Linked DNA regions of Homo sapiens: region 2 is linked to region 1. The links are chromatin contacts, found by Hi-C or POLR2A ChIA-PET in ENCODE. All regions are on one chromosome and are shown on one strand. The core of a region is the stretch at or near the end of the contact, and the rest is flanking DNA. Distances in the headings are between cores, read along the strand shown.

What was found. A loop is a pair of places that touch in the nucleus more often than their neighbours do. ChIA-PET counts read pairs that join two places held with the same protein, here RNA polymerase II (POLR2A). Pooled maps may share reads with other maps.
Region 2: a loop to region 1 is called in a map of naive thymus-derived CD4-positive, alpha-beta T cell, with 13 times the contacts of the local background. The contact joins two enhancer-like sites. A Hi-C loop is called at or near these places in 1 of 168 maps with a recorded cell type or tissue (naive thymus-derived CD4-positive, alpha-beta T cell) and 6 of 50 pooled maps. POLR2A ChIA-PET finds 5 or more read pairs at or near these places in 1 of 52 experiments (WTC11).

What each region holds. Positions count from the first base shown.
Region 1 is chr3:189,323,490-189,326,273 of GRCh38, forward strand. It overlaps TPRG1 (tumor protein p63 regulated 1), which reads left to right. Exons shown (of 6, transcript NM_198485.4): 6 at 1-1,815. Among named protein-coding and RNA genes, the nearest start is that of TPRG1-AS2, 84 kb to the left of the region's middle. RefSeq lists an enhancer at 577-1,776. Within about 2 kb of position 1,387, at least 6 of the 41 ENCODE cell types and tissues checked have a DNase peak (open chromatin) inside an H3K27ac peak, as active enhancers do.
Region 2 is chr3:187,798,820-187,801,603 of GRCh38, forward strand. No RefSeq gene overlaps it. Among named protein-coding and RNA genes, the nearest start is that of BCL6, 55 kb to the left of the region's middle. Within about 2 kb of position 1,337, at least 3 of the 41 ENCODE cell types and tissues checked have a DNase peak (open chromatin) inside an H3K27ac peak, as active enhancers do.

The DNA of each region.
Region 1 (2,784 bases), core at 137-2,636:
AGAGAGTGATGTGACTTTTGCAGCAGAAGGTGGGAAAACATCCAAGGGAACTACATTTCCTCCAGAAATTGTTTCTTCATTACCATCGACCTACTGATTATGGTTTTCTCATTTTACACTTGGTGTTCTTACTTGGGATCTTTGTCCTTAAGCTCAACAGGGAGCCACAACCCAGGGGACCTATGTGTACACTTGGAGTTTTTATCAGACTATCATTTGAACTTACCACTACAGTTTAGCAAATGGCATGATGAGTTTGATTGATAATAGGAGTAGACGCAAGATACATTAAGTAGAGTACAAAGCATTTCATAACCAAAATGTCATGGTTGGAGGTCTTCATTATTCGGTCTTTATCTCATTCAGGAATTTCCACTTGAAAAATCTCTGATAAGCTTTATTTCAGAAACTGCTTGAACAGCTCCACTGACAAATGCCTCACTATCTTCTGATACATCGTAGGCAGTTCTGAGGGTGAGAAAGTTCAAAGCAGATAGATGTTTTAACACAACAGGAGGACTTTTAAACAATCACCAGGACTCACTCCTCGGTGGTCAATTGGGCCTGTTTGGAGGCCTGACCTTTGGTCATCTTAAGGTCATCTAAGGCAGAAAAGAGAAGCTCACTTATAAGTTGGCACTTCTGAATCATTTGCCTTGAGGTCCATTTTTTATTCAGCCTTTGTTTAAACCTTCTTAGGAAGCCAGTTTGTAGAGTTCTGGGGATAAGAAGGCAGAAAAACCATGTCAATTCAGTGCTTTTATTTCACAGAAAATGAAGCAAAGGCCTAGAAACTAGAAAGACATTTCTCAAAAAGAAGATGGTGAACTTTTGGAAATACTGAGATTAGACTACATTTTCCAATTTCTATCCCTAGCCCACTGCTCTTTCCAATATAATATCTGTATTCCATGGGAAAGACATGCCATCTGAATTGATGTATCGTAGTTGTTGAGATAATTTTGAAATGAGAAAACAATAGGGCACAGTCGTTTGGGAAGAATTTCCAGAAATTGCCATCATTTTCTTAAAGGCTAAGGACACTTATAGAGCTCTCCGATTTCCTATCTGATAAAAAAAGCCCAAACAAAGCTGCGGAAGCTGGCAGAGCCAGCAGATATTTTGTAAGGCAGCTTCACCTCTGCTGGCATTTTGTGGGGCAGGAGAGGGGGAGGGCAAAGGTATTAAATTTAGGCTTAAAAGCTCCTCAGAAATTCTTTACACACAAGAGACCAAGTTGGAGAAAAGAAGATGACTTGTGCCAAGGGGAAGAAAGAGAGAGACTAATGCCTGTGGTTTTCAAAGGTTAACAACAACATAAAAAAGCCAAGGTATTTGCACAGGGATGAATGCTCATTGGCTCTTGGCCAACAATTATACAAGGGCTTGTGCCCACATCCTGTAGCTGTGGTTTAGGGACGCTGCTCATGAGTGACTTCTTATGCTTAGTGGCAGGAAACTTTAGTCACTGATGTGTAAACTCACCTTTGGTCTGCACCTCCCACAACGTGCTCCGAAAGCAGTTAGGGGACTAGGCCTCTTGATTTCCTTGTAGATACCAGTTCCCCAGAAGCTAAGGAAAAACTCTGAGGCCTTGGAGTTACTGAGAGTGGACCAATACTTGTCTTATTCTACCTGATTTTGGCAACTGCTTAGGGTTCTTCTGTATCCACAAAAAGGAATTATGATATCCTCTGCTAAACCCTCTCTTTAGCCTCAAAGCCCAAGACCAAAAAAAATGAGCCATATTTCATTGCAGGCCTGCTGCCAATGTGAAATATAAGGAATAAAGTCATGAGACTGCTTCTCAACCTAGACCTTGTATCTCGTGTGCTATTTTATATTCGATTTTAAAAAGCTCTTAGTAAATATCTCAGTCCCCTTTTCAGTGAAGCCAAATGGAATTTGCAAGCCCAGTTTAATTAACTCCTACGTTTTTAAGGTAGATATGACAGATCATGATATATTGTGGATGCGTTGAGATCAAGTGTTCTGAACCACCAACTTGTCTGTCGTGTCCTGCCCATAATGCTTACCCCATGCATCTCAGAAATTCCTTTTCCTTTTTTAATATTGTCTGAGCACTCTTCACGGAATCTGAGATTAGAAAGGATCTTAAAGGTCATGTAGTTTAGCCTCCTTTGGTTGAGGTTGCAGGAATGCCCTCAACCAGAGCATGCACAGCAGATGGAAAATCAGCTTCTGTGTGAACATTCCAAGAGCCCAGAACTCCTTGCTTTCTAAAGCAGTTAATTCCACTACTGAGCAACAGCAACAAGTAGAAGGTTTTTCTGGACATTGCACCCAAACCTCTCTCCTTGGAAATGTATAGATTTGATGCTAGATATTCCTTTGAAGGTATCCCAAATAAATTAATTTCCTAGTTCACATATTCACACTTTCTATAAAGGCAGGTGCTCTCCTAAAAGGTAGTGACAGTAGTTTTATTTTTGTATTTAGAGACAAAACTCCAGTGAGCACAATCATTTTTAAATATGATGCATTATCCAGAGTCCTTATCGAGCTTGTCTCTTCTTTGTAGACTATTCTGTTTGGTAAACACTTCTTTTAAAATATTATATTCAACACTTGTCTTGGCAGTTCATATATAGATTAATCAGTGCAAATTAGAATGGAGTTGTTCTTTATTTGCCACTATACTGTTATTAATAAAATCCAGGTTTCTTCTATCACACTGTTTGTTCACATGAAATGTATGAATAACTTCATACTATAATATAATATATAACTCCTTTCCTGATTGGGTAAATTCATTGAAAGCAC
Region 2 (2,784 bases), core at 87-2,586, 1.5 Mb before region 1:
CCTCTTTTCGTGCTCTAGCTTAAATTCTATCCTTTCTAAGAACCTTTGCCGATAATCAGCTCCACCATGCAGAACTAATGTTCATCTGCTCCTCAATACTTTTTATAATAAATGTTCTAACATTCTCCCTCCACACCTCCCTGCAAGTTGAGGGAGCCAGCTCTGGCCTTGGCCAGCCCAGAAAGGGTCTCCCACAGTGCAGTGGCGGGCTAAAGGGCTCCTCAAGTGCCGCCAAAGTGGGAGCCCAGGCAGAGGAGGCGCCGAGAGTGAGCGAGGGCTGTGAGGGCTGCCAGCGCGCTGTCACCTCTCAACATGTCGTGGTCTATCTTTTGCAGAGGTTTTGTGAACGTTTCTACTTGCTATATTATGAGCTCTGTGGGAGAAGTGCCCATGTCACTTGAATTTTTGGATCCTCTGCAGCACAGAGAGCTTAGTGCCTGACACTTAGGCTAACTCTGTACTGAGCAATTGCCATATGCCAGGTACTGCACAGGCTGTGCGATACTTCATCCTCACAACGGATGATGAAACTGGGCTCAGAGAGTCTAAGTAAACTACTCAAGGCACCAGCAGGTGATACAATCTAGTTTTAAACAAGGGTGCCTCTTAATGAACAGCCTACACCACTTTCCCACAAGGGGCCACAATGCATGCTGAATGGTTTTGTAACCATTTGGAGAAGAGGTTGAAGATGTACTGAACAAGCATTTTCTGATTACCTAGGGAGATTTCTAAAGGTTTTTTTTTTGAGAGTTGGCGTTTGCTTTTATCCCCAAAAACTGAATAGGAATTTGACCAAGAAAAAAAGGTAAGGATATTCTAGTAAGAGAATAAAATTTGAGCTCAGTCTTCCATAGAGTGTAAGGGATTTTTTTTTAAGGGGTAGATGAGAACTATTTACTGATTAATTTCCCCAGTCAGACTGTCAGCAATAGAGGGAAGAAAGCATCTGGGTCTTGCTCAGGGCTGTTTCTCTGTTGCCTATGGCAGAGCCTAATACAGAGCACATGTTGGATAAATATTTTGTCAAAATTAACCTATTCAATAAATACTATCTAAGCAATTCTTGCATGCATATCTTTTAAATTCACTCTTGGCCTGGAATGCTAAACCCTAATTGTCTTAATGAAGGCTTTAAAAGCCCAAACCAAAACTTTTAGACCCTGAAAGTGAAACCTCCAGTCCCTAGAAAGTTCACTGACCAACCCAGTTTCACTGACTGGCTGAGTGAAAAACAAACATTAAACCAACAGAACAAGCTATGAAAATCAAATAAGAAAAAAAAGAAAAAGATTGAAGTTCCAAGAAACTTAGATATTTTCAGTAATGTGCCTTCTGCAAGGAAACTTGAGGGCTTCAATGACGTCAGTTTCATTTCCAGTAGAGAGCTTTTACCTTTTATCTCTTCAAAAAGAGACTAAAAGCCCCTCTGTCCAGCAGCTAGCTGTGTCGTGGGTGTGGGTCTAAAGACATCAAGGGAACTGAGGCAGAATCAACGAGGTTCTTCTCACATTGCATTGGGTTTTTTCACATGTCTTCGTATTTTTTTTTTTCACATCTCCTCATTTTTGTGTGAGAATAAGCTGTAAGCAAGTCTGTGTCAGTGAGCATATTCAGATCACAACATTTATTGAATCAGTGAGTCAGAAAATGGCTCAAAGCTTAGCATGATGAAGTAGAAAATGCATTCTCCTTAGGGCAGGAGAATGGGCCTGTTCTTTCTCCATCATTTATTAGCTGGGTGACCTTGAACAGTCACCTCTTTTCTCTGGGCCTCAGTTTCCCCTTCCAGCTATGACATATTTAGCAGATCCTCCTTATGATAGGAGAAAAATATGCTTGCAAAACATCTATAGTCGGTTTTAGAAATGAGACATTATGAAAAGCTTTCTAAGTGCATGGTGATCTGGGAATTGGAGGTAGGGTTTTTGTTTTGTTTTGTTTTTTGTTTTTCCTCCAACACAGTTTCCCCACCTTGGCACTCTAGACATTTTGGCCTGAATAATTCTTTGTTATTGGGGGTGGGGGTGGTGGCTGCCTTGTGCATTGTAGGATGTTTTGTAAAATCTCTAACCTTTAGTCACTAAATACTAGGGACACCCACTCCCTTCTGTCCAGTTGTGACAACACAAAATGTCTCCAGACATTGTTAAATGTCCACCAGGGGCAAAATTGCCCCCAGTTGAGAAACAGCACCTCTGTTGCATTTTCAACTAAAATTGATGGATTCCTTAAAAGAATGTAGCTGAGACTGGACTTCAGAAGGTATAGTAACCAAACAAAGAGGCTCCCTCCATTTCTGTTGACCTAAAGATGTGGTGTCCCTGGGCGCTCAAGAAAGTTAGAAGTGCATGAAGTCTGGAGGCAGGAAACCACCATCTGAGTTCCTGCATTATCTTTGACGGCCTGTGTGAACTTCATCATGTTGCTTGACCTCTCTGAGCCTCAGGGACCCCATGAATCCAGAGGAAGTAATTCCTCTCCTCCATGAGCCTTCTTTGTGCCATATCCCCTCTTGCACACACACATCACCACAAGGTTGTTAGGAGACCAAAAGTAATTTACGTGAAAGACACTGTAAGCTAAAAGGCACAGAACAAACATGTGGTATCGCTCTGAAGATTTTTCTTTTTCCTGAGAGACCAAAGAAAAGGAACTTTTATTCCAGGATAATTTTTCTGTCAGTCGTGGTGATGGTGACATCGCAGATGCCACCACAGCAGTATTCAAAACAAACAAGGGAGAACATTCTCAGGGAATACGACCATGACACCAGCTGCAAGA